Regions from separate parts of the Homo sapiens genome. Here region 2 is linked to region 1. Evidence: read pairs that join two places in POLR2A ChIA-PET (ENCODE). Cell type or tissue: OCI-LY7. All regions are shown on one strand. Links, peaks and the distances in the headings refer to the core of each region. The heading gives the core; the rest is flanking DNA.

What was found. ChIA-PET counts read pairs that join two places held together with the same protein. Peaks named below come from ENCODE experiments on the same cell type or tissue, not always from the same donor. Only the 100,000 strongest peaks of a DNase experiment are listed, where the experiment ranks them.
Region 2: POLR2A ChIA-PET joins it to region 1 with 5 read pairs; 5 of 35 experiments call an interaction of 5 or more read pairs at or near these places.

Annotation. Positions count from the first base shown.
Region 1 is chr1:172,892,830-172,899,107 of GRCh38, forward strand. No RefSeq gene overlaps it. Among named protein-coding and RNA genes, the nearest start is that of TNFSF18, 150 kb to the right of the region's middle. In OCI-LY7, for the core only: no CTCF peak of the experiment used is centred there; a DNase peak (open chromatin) is centred at 2,522; H3K4me3 peaks cover 771 bases; H3K27ac peaks cover 614 bases.
Region 2 is chr1:172,756,801-172,762,528 of GRCh38, forward strand. No RefSeq gene overlaps it. Among named protein-coding and RNA genes, the nearest start is that of FASLG, 100 kb to the left of the region's middle. In OCI-LY7, for the core only: no CTCF peak of the experiment used is centred there; no DNase peak of the experiment used is centred there.

The DNA.
Region 1 (6,278 bases), core at 881-4,880:
GATTCCTCTGTGGCAGCTCCCAGGCTGGTTCCTGGGGCTTTCCACAGGATTACTCTTTGGTCTGCTCCATTGTAGTAACCCTTGGTTGCTCCCCTTTCCTGTCTCACTTCTCCACTCCCCTGATGACTTTCCAAATAAACTATCAGTATGTGAATCTTTGTCTCAGTGTCTTCTTTTAGGGGATCCCATGCTAAGAAGGAATGGGTTCATAAATGATGGAACCAGGCTCTAGAAAATCAGGGAGGAATGAAAATAGAAGCATATATTGAGGGACTACTCCAGGGGAAGAGGAAGGATGTTTCACAGAGTTGGAAAGAGCAGTCTATTGATGGCCAAGCTAGCTGCCTTGCCTATGTCATCCTGCCCTCTCTGAGTTTTTCTTTTTTCATTCCAGGCCTAACCAACATAATCTCAGAATTCTCATTATCAGGTCTACTGGAAAATCCTGTATGGCAAGGCTGTTGGGCTGTCCTTTCCTTTCCAAGGCTGATGATATCTCTGGCTTTCTTGATAGCTGACTGAGGAGGAGGAAGCCACCAGTGCTAACATGCACTGTGATTCTGGGAAGAAGGGTATTCCCAAAGCACAGAGACACCAATAACTGTCATTTTCAGAATTACTGTGATGGTGCTGGTGGTGAAGGTAACCCAGAATAGTTGCCTGCATATTTAAAGGACAATGAGGTTTCTGGAACCATGGAGATGGGCCTGGGCAGGAATAGTCTTTTTCCTGAAACGACATGAGCTTTGCCAACAAAAACACAGAACTCTGGTAGCTTAGCCTTATTCTTGCACCAAGGAGAGTAAGGCTGGTCTTTGGCTCTTTGCCTGCTGGTGTTTGGCTCCTTGCCTGTTGATGTATCCTTATCCTAATTAGACCTTCTTTATGCTACAAGGCAGAATCCCAGAGAGGAGGCTGTGCATGAGGTGGGGTTGGGGCTGAGTGGGGGGAAGGTGTCTTTAGTAGACTCCTGTGAAAATATCTTTAAAAGTCTAGAGAACAAGGAGAGTAAAGCTGACTAACATTCAAAAGGACCTCCTAGCATTCCAAGTAAACAGAAACATCCAGATTTCAGTAAAGATTAAGACGAGACTTTCTGATAAGATTTGATACGTCGAGATCACCTTTGTGGCCAGATAACAATAAAACTCTTTTCCTGCAGTAAACTAACTACCTAGGCTACACAAATAATGTGAGAAATAGTTTCCAAAAATAAATAAAAATACTAAAATATAAATTAACATTTACAAAGAACTGCAACCAAATGACCATTAAACAAATACTTTCTGAAGAAAAGATGTAAAATGAATCAAAACATAAAAATTATAAAACAGTCTTATGATCTTATGATATACATAAATTACCTTTATGTTTAAAAAATCAGTAACTGGAAAGTTGTTATTTTCTGCCAATTTGTGATTTTAACCAATTTGTTTTGGTTTGTAAAGAAAGGGGTGGAAGAATACATAGCAAACGGATAATACTGTCCACTTCAGGGAAAGGATCAGCAAGGGACACAATGTTTTATTCGCTTGTATTGGTTTTCAGCCAATTTATGATTTTAACCAATTTGAGCAATTCAGTTGGATGGAGAAATTTTAGCTGTAAAATCAATACGAGAAAGTTGTTCATTTTCCCCAATGCTGATACAAGATCAAAAGACTTTCACATGCATGATTTCCAAAATGACTCAGTGAAATATAGAAATAAGACCTTAGAGCTGATGATTGACTGGTAGAAGGGGGTTTTCATTCTCTTATCTGGTGTAGCATGCCTTTGGATGTCCCTGTGTTTTAGGGCAGTATAAACAGTATTAATACATGATGACTTGGCTGTTGAACAAAAAGGGCCTGAGATATGGGCAATTGTGTGGTGAGAGGTATTCTTCAAAGACAAGCTCTTCAAGATGATTTCCTGCAGAGAATCCTATCAAGCCTGAATGAACAATGCAAGGGGTGACTGTCTTACAAGCTTCAGCGCAAAACATTTTGGTACCACAGTCTGTGGGTTGTTCACCTGCAGGACAGTAGCAAGGTAAGTCATAATAAAGCACTCTAGTGAAAAAAGAAGTGTCCACACAAGCTGAAGAGCAGATATGGGGTGTGTCAACAACACTGTCATATGATATGTGTTCCAAATTTCTTTGGTGGAAACACAGATGCAAAGATATTAACCGAAAGAGAGAGAAAAAGAGAGAGAGCGCGAGAGAGCGCGAAAGCCAGCTGAAACATTTTTATAGATCATTATGATATTAATTCCCCAGACTCAATACCACCAAAACTAGAAAAGGAAACCTGATCAAATTCTTTGCAAATTCTGAGTCATGAAAAACTTGTGAATAGTACTGTACATTTCAGATTACTAAATTAGAGCTCATCGGAGGATTTATATGACTGGTTACTGGTGAAAAGATCAGAGAATGTCCTTTCATCCATCAGTACTAACTGAAAAGGGAGTCGATTTTTTATAAGCAAAGGCAACAGGCTGAGCCATGTGTATTTCCTGAGGTGTTGCTTTGACATTTGAAAGTGAAACTCGACACTAGAAGCTTAGATGCGTCCGGTGAAAAACAATCTGTGAGCTGTGAAACTGCAAAACAATTCTGTGGATCATTCAGTAAAGTCATTTCTTCCTTTGGTTTCCTTTAACAATAGTACTATGATATTGACAAACTTGCTCTATTTGGGTGTTTTCTTTCTATTTTCTATTCTTTTGAGTGTTAATGAATTAAGGTGTCCATGAAATTAAACTTTTGGTGATAGAAATATAATTATTATAACTTTTATATTTACTAAAACTCTCTGCTTAATAAAATTTATGAAGGTAATGTATGTTTGGTGTAAGTCAAACAAATACAAGTGAATAAAATATTGTCTCCCTTGCTGATCCTTTCCCTGAAGTGGACAATATTATCAGTTTGCTATGTATCCTTCCACACTTATATTTATGTCTATAAAATGTATGTGGATTAATTTGCAAAAATGGCGAAGCATTCTTCTCATCCCTGTAGCATCTCCTTTTTGTAGTGCAGCTTTACTGCTCCTCCCACCAAGGAGTGGAGTCTATTTCTTCACCTTTTGAACTTGGGCTTGGCAGGGATGAATTCCTTTATATCACTGGGACATGACAAACAAAAATGATGACAAATGTGACATTGGGACAACAAATATGATGAAAACCACTTGCCTTGGGGCTTGTCATAATCACCATGGGAATTCTATTGTATCCATAGTTATGCATACAGCCCTCTAAATCATGAAACACAGTAATGTGTTTAAAAAGATTTCTGAAGTCATTGGTTTGAAGGAATAGATCTTGTAACAAGTGTTGTGGGATCTTGGGATATATATGCAATAAAATCTCTGAAATCTTTAGCTATTCACCTGTAAATATATGCTTTATTTTTAAGAGGACAAGAATTGTTATATGAGTCATGTAAGAATATATGATCCCTTTCCTTTAAAGGCTTTTGAATATAGCTGAAAAGATGAAGGTATTACAACACTCGCTTTTCATGTTTTTATACTCTATTCTCCATTTCAGCCAGTGCTCCATTCCCACAAATTTCCAAGTTTCCCATGCTTGCTTCGTCTTCTCATCTTGTAGGGACCATATAGGAGAGTGATGTGATAAATTAATTTACACTAACATGACAGGATTTTATTGGTTATTCTTTTGATGTGTATAATTGCCTTTTAAAAGAAACCTGGAGAGAGACTAACTAGAGCTTAATTGAAAGGCATGAAGTGATAATGATGGAATTTTAGGCCATAAATATCTGAATGTTGAAAGTTTACACCCAATTTCTTCCACCTGTCAGCCTGCCCTTAATACCTTCTTAGATAAAACAGTATTATTCCTTACTCCAGGATTAAATTATATGTAATTTGAGATACAATTTTTTTTATTTTATTAACAGAGGTGATACAAGAGTAGAAGAAATTGTAGTAACATATTTATAATCAGAACTAGGAATATTGACCACTAATGTAGTCAAAATAATTTTTTCATAACTGTCAGGAGAGGGAAAAACCAACATGTGCCTCAACACAAATACTATATACAAATAGTTTAGTATATTGAAGCACTAGAACCAATCAGATCATTTTTCAAGATGTATGCAAAAATTACAATAGCATCAGCTTATTAGTAACAACATTCACAAGACGGTTACTTCACTGCAACTCACCTTAAGCATGGTCAGCTATTATACATGTATAGATGCTTAGGGACCAGTAGTGTTATAGCTAGATAAGATGATTGATTAATTGATTGACCGATACATAGAGAGATAAATAGGACAGAGACTACAGTGAGCTTTATGTATATTCCACTTAAGCCATATAGTCCAATGACCATACATTGGACCTTGATATCACCCACCTGAAATCTCTCCTGAAATCTTTATTTTTCTTTTTTTAATTTTTGTGGGTATATAGTAGGTGTATATATTTATGCAGTATATGAGATATTTTGATATAGGTGTAGAATGCATATTAATCACATTAGGGTAAATGGGGTATCCATCAGCTGAAGCATTTCTCCTTTCTTTGTGTTACAAACAATCGAATTATACTCTTAGTTTTTTAAAAATGTACAATGAATTATTGTTGAATGTAGTCATCCTGCTTTCCTATTAAATACTAGATCTTGCTTATTCTATCTAATTATCTTTTTGTACCCATTAACCATCCCTACTTCCCCCACCCATGAAATCTTAAATTCAAGCATTCTGCTCTCTGATCATAGACTGTAGTCCTTCAATCCTGTCACTCTGTTACTTCTGCTATTCTCATATCTTATCAAAACTGCTAGTCTTTTTTTTTTTTTTTTTTTTAGTAGAAACAGGGTTTCACCATGTTGGCCAGGATGGTCTCGATCTCCTGACCTCATGATCTGCCCACCTTGGCCTCCCAAAGTGCTGGGATTACAGGTGTCAGCCACCATGCCTGCCCAAGACTGCTAGTCTTTTGATCCCTCCTGGTCACCAAGTATTTAGCCTCTTCCTGTCCTTCCTGTCTTTCTCTATTCAGCCTAAACTACATGATTCATTACTTGCCTATTGACCTTCCACCACGCCAGCCTGAAAAGATTCAAACTATTTAAAATATGTATTGTTTCGGTCCAACTCTTTTCTCTCTATACTTTGGGGCCATTATAGGGTCTTCAACCTTAACTTGGCCCTCATTGCTGCTCAACAGTCAAATATTTCATCAGTTCTAGCTCCCATTTCCAATAGCAGCTATTTCAGAGCTCATGCACTCTCCATAAGCCTCTTATCTGAAAGAATTCTCCCACAATCTCAACAAAGAACCTCTCTCACCTTTTACTTTACCAAAAAAGTAGTCTTCAGGTAGGAACTTCTTATCTTCATGAAACCCCACCTGCAATCTTACTGTATATATTTTTGCCTTCGTCCTTTGGAATCCAGTGAAAGACATATTCCTCTTTGTGTTTTCACCTGTGTTCTCCATTCTGTTCTATTCCTGCCTCTTCAGGAAACTTGTATCATCAAAAATTACACTTCCTTAGCCTTATCTTGGTTCCTATCATGGTTCTTGAAGTACCTCCAAGGAGCTCAGGTCTTCTAAAACATCTTTTAAAAATTATGGAATTTTGTAAATGAATGTTTGAATCTATTCTTGTAAAGCTAGGTTGGGTCCAAAAGAGGCCTAAGCCATGCATACAAACCCCTTATATCTCATTAGCTTTATTTATTTTATAGTCATAGGCTACATCATTAAACCCAGGTTTTTATGAATAAAATTGGAACCAAAGTAATAGAACTACAGGAGGCAGCCAGCTCAACATAAACCAATAGTAATCCAATTATGAAAAACCTCATGTTCTTTGTAGGTGGACAGAATATTTCAACTATTTATAAAATACTTTTGGAGTGCCTAAAATGATTTACGCTTTAAAGATATCATGATAAAGAGGGAAGATAATGTGTTTTATCTTCTATTCCTCTGGTGTAAGAAGTCTGTTTTTGTAATATGTTTTAATATTATGTCCAAGCACCAAAGTTTCAGTAAGTCTATATTTTTATCTCTTTGGTAACACCTACACTTAAATGTCTACATTTTCCACATTTTCTGTGGATTCTTTATTCACCTCTTTTATCAGTGACACCACTTCCTTTGAAACCCCCTCAAGTAGAAGCACTCATTCCATCACAGCTCCTTCTTTTGAGTCTGGGAGGTTGGGCCTGCACTCTTTGCCCACCCACACATTCTTTCTGACTACGCTCTTAGCTTGACAGCCTTTATCTTACTGAC
Region 2 (5,728 bases), core at 543-4,542, 140 kb before region 1:
AAGAAATTTTCAAACTGTCTTCCAAAGCAGCTGTACAATTTTTCATTCCCACAGGCCATAAATTAGAGTTCCTGTTGCTCCACACCCTTACCAGCATTTAATGTCTGTATTTTGGTTTTGGATTTTTGCCATTCCAATTGGTGTATGGTGGTATCTTGTTTTAATTTGCAATTCCCTAATGACATATGATGTTGAAGATCTTTCCGTGTATTTATCTGCCATCTATATACCATCTTTACTATATGTTTACATCTTTTCCCCATTTTTAAATTGGGTTGTTTGCTTTTTAACTTGATATTTCAAGAGTTTTTGGTATATTTTGGATACAATTCCTTTACCAGATATTTGTTTTGCAAATACTTTCTTCCTATCTGTGGCTCGTCTTTTCATTCTCTGAAGGGACCATAGTTTAAAAATGAGATATGTTATGTCATGCCAATAAACAGTATTCTTGGTTTCCTGGGAGTGCTCAATTACAATGTTAGGAAAGGGGAAAACAGGGAAACTTAAAAGTTAAATTCTCTTAACTATGGGAACTTAAAGAGAATGATCACAGGAGCCAGAAGGGAGATTATGTGAATTATCAAATTTTGTGGAATAAAGTGGACTGCCCGCGAGTGTTTGGTGCCATTTAAGAGATAGCCCCATCCTGGTGGGGCATGTATGCCCTTGTTTAGGTCTGGTGCTTGCCATCTTTCCTTTGGAAACCTCTACCTTGCACTTCATTTCATTCTTCTAAGATCATTCTCTCTTGATGTATCTCCTACCATTTACATCACTGAAACCCCAGGTTTGACACCCAGTGTGCGGTACTGAATCATGAGCTTGGGTTTTAATGCCAGAGAGATTGGGCCTCAGCACTCAGCGTTGTGACTTAAGAGCTTTGTGACTTTAAGGAAATTGTTAGCATCCAGCAGCCTGTTTCTTTGTGTACCTAGCTCACAGTTTTACTGAGAAGATTAAGTCATATTAAGCATTCAGCACATTGGATGGCACTGGTGCTCAGCAAATGCCAGTTCTCTTTTTATCCTCCTTTCTTTTCCTCTAGGTTCTCTCTACCTTTATAGCCTACACTCTTTTGCTTGTTAGACTAACTCTTTTCCATGAGTCTGAATATTCCTCCAAAGAACACTGTGAGCATTCCTTCCTCCCTCCTATTGACTTTCTCTCTTTTAAATGTCCTGTGGTCAGTCCCCATGTGGTCTTTCCTGGTCTCAAGAAGCTCCCACACAGGTACAACTGAGAGTATTTCTTGAATCTGCACCTTCCTTTTAGCTTTTGCTATTTTTATTTCTAACTTTTCTACTCTTTTTAGAGGCTCTGAATTAAGGAATTCAGTGATATAAGTATTTAATGATGAACCACTATGTTCCTAGCATTGTGACACACCTGTGGGTTTTCAGAGAATCAAAAGATATGAATTTTCCCTTCAAATTGATGATCTACTCAGGAAGACAAGATATATGCACACAAAATAGACTTCAACATTAGACAGCATGTGTCCAAAGGTAAGGTGCGGTCAGAATGTGAGCCGATGGCTTCATGGTTTTCACTGGAATATCACATGGGTAACACCTCTTAGCTAAAGGAGTTCAGGGAGATGAGGATGGGGTTGATAATGAGGAACAACAAAGAGAGAGGATGATTCAGTGTGTGAGTAGAGTTGGGAGGAGGCTGGAACAGGAGAACTTCTCCTTTCCTCCCCTCCCACTTTCTTTCTGTAATTTACTTTCCTTTTTTTTTTTTTTTTTTTGGTCATGAGCATGTATCTAGTGGGAACTGTGATATGCAGGACTTTAACCATGTAATTATTAAGTCAATACTTTAAAAAATTCTACCTTGTTACAAAGAGGATTTATGAAGGCTCACAAAGCTAAAAAGAAAGTAAATGAATAGGAAAAATAAGGCATTGGGAAAATAAATGTGGGGGACATTAGATGGGTTCGGGGTGAAACTAGAGCAGAAAATCTATCTTAGAATTTACTACACTTATTGGAGATGGGCCTGTTTAGGAACTGATGTAATTGTTCACAAAGTGAATATAATTGTTCACAAAATTTTTAGGATTCATCAGGTAACAACTTGTGGTAGAGGAGAAAAGTATTCATTCCTGACACTAAAGCCATGAAAAACTTTTTCCCCACAGTCTTTATAGATTAAAGATTCAGAATACAAAAACCTGACTTTGACTTTTATAAGAATTTCATGGTATTATAGGAAGGAGGAAAGAGAATATACACTAACCAGAAACCATCATACTCATTTTTTTTACATTAAAATTACAAGGTTTATTTTCTAATTGAATACATCAAAGACCCCTCCAGCATTTCTTTATGACTCACAGAGCTAAAGAGGGGATCTCATGATACTCAGGAAGGGAAGATGGGAGATCTTGACATTCAACTTCAAAAATCATCCCCTCTCCTCTCTCACCTTCTGCCAGGGGCCGAATTTCTTCCTCTCAAAATTCATATGTTGAAGCCCTAAGCCTCAGTACCTCAGAATAAGATTGCATTTAGGGATAGGGCAGTCAAGTTAAATGAGGCCATTAAGGTGAGCCCTAATCCACTGTGACTGGTGTTCTAATAAGAGTAGGAGATGAGGACACAGAGTGAGATACCAGACCCAGGTATGCACAGAGAAGACCATGTGAGCACATAGCAGGAAAGCTAGCATCTGCAAGCCAAGGAAAAAGCCCTCAGAAGAAACCAAACCTACTGACATCTTGGTCTTGGACTTTCAGCCTCAAGACTAGGAGAAAATTAATTCCTACCATTTAAGTTACCCAGTCTGTGGTATTTTATTAGGGCAGCCCTAGCAAACTAAAACACCTTCCAGTTGCTCTTATAGGCCACAACAAAATTCCCCTTGCTTAAATTTACTGTGATCATGTTAATATTCTCTTTAAAAACCAAATGTTTCATCTTCTTATTCTGATTTTCACAGTCTTTGAAAATTTGGTCCCAACTTGTCTTTCCCTACTTAAGTCAGACTATACAGAACTCGTCTAGGAAAATTGCTTAATCCACCACCCTCCTTCACCCCCAGCTGTGTTTTGTACTTTATATGTTCATGTCTTTGCTAATTCTACCTGGACTATTGCAATTTTGATCCTTAATCCATCAGCGTGCATCTCAAATACACACTCATCTGCAAAGCTCTTGGTTACCTTAACTAGCATATCTTCCTCTCCTGAATTTTTGTAACATATTGTCATCATTTATTCATGTCTTATTCCTCTTTTGAAGGTAAGATCCTAGAAGACACAAGCCAGGTTTTTACACCTATATATAAATTTCCCAGCACAACACTTTCCAAAAAGAAGGTGCTCCATTTCTTCATTTATTCATGCCTACATTCTATTAGTCACATATCGTATTAATTTTTAGAGGATGCAAGAGAGGACAAACAAATGTGGTCTCTGTCCTGTGGAACTCACACTCCATTTGAAGCACAGATAAATGAGTAATCAAGCAGTTGTATTGTTGCCAGCATCTCCACTGGAGAATGATGCTGTGATCTATGTCAGGTAGTATGCTCGGAGAAAGCCTTCTGTGGTTGTGTCATTGACATGTAAAATATGAAGAAACCAGCCCCATGGCAAGAGATAAACAGGGGCTGAACTCTTGGGGCAGGGGTGAATTTGGTGTGCTCCAGACTGGCGTACTGAGAGTGCTGTGAACAAGAAGGAGGATGGAGAGAAAGGCCAGGGTCAAGTCCTGCAGGGCTTAAGTCCTTCTGAAGCTTTCAAAGAATATTAATCAGGGAAGTGTTCATAACACAATTCTAGCATTGCTGTATAAAGGATGAATTGTCAAAATGAAAGCATGGAGGCATGTTAGGAGGCTATTGTGGTACTCAAGTTAAAAGTAGTGGCTCATGAATGGGGTCAGTGATAGTAAAGAAAGAGAGAAGTGGGTAGGCATATGACATCCTGAAGGTAGAACTTGCAAATGGAGAGGATGTGAGGAAGGAGAGCCATCAAGGATTATCCCCAAATTTCTGTCTCCACTAACAATGTTTTTACTTTTTAATTTTTTATTGAAAAGTAGGACTTGGGAACTAAAAAGTGTCTTATAACACACACACATACACACACACAGGCAAATCTCCCAACTTTGCTAAATTACAGCCATCAGGGATAATCTCTTTAATAATTGAGTACATATTCTTCCAGAATATTTTAGTGCTTGTGTGTGTGTGTGTGTGTGTGTGTGTGTGTGTGTTCGTAGTGAAAAGAAAAAGAATGTTATTTAAAACAAAAACCAACTACCTCCATTTCTACCTTCCACAGGCATAGTATAAATCTGTCTTAAGTAAAGAGTGTTTTGCTGAGAAAAATCACCTTAATTGGTGTTTTTGATGAGTAACCTGGTGAGAGAGGGGAAAACAAAGGGAGAAGTTAATTACCCTGTGTAGTAAAGTATGGAGACTAATATACATGGGCAGCCTCTCTCACAGGTTCAGAAAAAACAAAAGGGAGGACATACATGGAAGGGACATCCAACATGAGGCCTGAGGAAATTGTTGGCATGTAAGGCCTTGTCTGTGGTGGAGGTGGTCAAGGATCTTTAGGATAGCAGTAACTAACATCTCTATAAATATCTCAGCTCCACTATACTTCTTCCTAAAATTTCATTAAAATTTAATTATATACACAACAAAGTGCTTTAGGGCATAAAAAGAAGGTTGGCATTCAGGGTGGGAAAGGCAGTGTTGGAAGGGGAGAACAGTCCCAAGAGTGAGAGCCAGGTAGTCATGGAGAGTCAGGCTGCAGAATGAACTGATGGAGGGAGAGTAGACATCACTCCATTTTTCTGTCTTATGACCAAGGAATTCCCTCAGTTTGGAACTTGGTGGTTTGAGAACTGGACTTGGGCCATTTTATTTGGGTAGTTAAAAAACATATTTCAGAAGGCTGGAGAGTTTAGGGATCTAGGCAGTGAAATCTGATTGTGTGTGTTTTTATAATTTGAGAAATTTCTCATGCATCTCCAACATATTTCAGTTATAGATAACTCTATCTATAGCTGAACATATTTCCTGAACATCCCTTACTAGGTTTCTAGACATAAAACAAAATTCTCATGATACATTTCTGAGCTGTGAGTCATAGTTCTTTCATCACTTAAAAAACATCGGCATCCCTGGAAAGGTATGGCAATGCTGGTAAGAGGCAGGGAATCTCTGAAATTTTAGAGTCTCAGTTGCCCCATAAATAAGAGATGGCAGAATTGTTGTATCACTTTTAAATTTAGATTTTTCAATTATGGCAGCTTCTGCATTTAATTATTCGGTATCTGAAAGGTCACTAGAAACCAAGAGAAAAAAAGTAGTGTGGAAACTGAAAAAAAAAGTTTAACCAATTTCCATTCAAACAAAGATCCCTTCTTGCATTTTTTTTTCCCTTTGGGGAGGTGATGAGGCAGAGAGAGGTTGTGGGGAACAAGGTGGTTATTGTTTTTGTGAAACTCTTTGGTTTTGACTCTGACCTTTATCTTATAGTGGAAGGTAGGGCGTTCTGTATTAAATGGAAGAAACTTGTGGTTAAGGAGTAGAGAAGCAATAATTGGAGAGGCTGAGATATTGTCTACCAGAGACCCCATATTGGCTAGGGAGAATCACTTAGCAGCAGTGTATATGCTCTAATTAGGACAATAGGGTGACTTGTGGCTGAATTCCAAGGATCATTATTGCTGAGACATTTTATAAGCTTGAGAAATCTGAT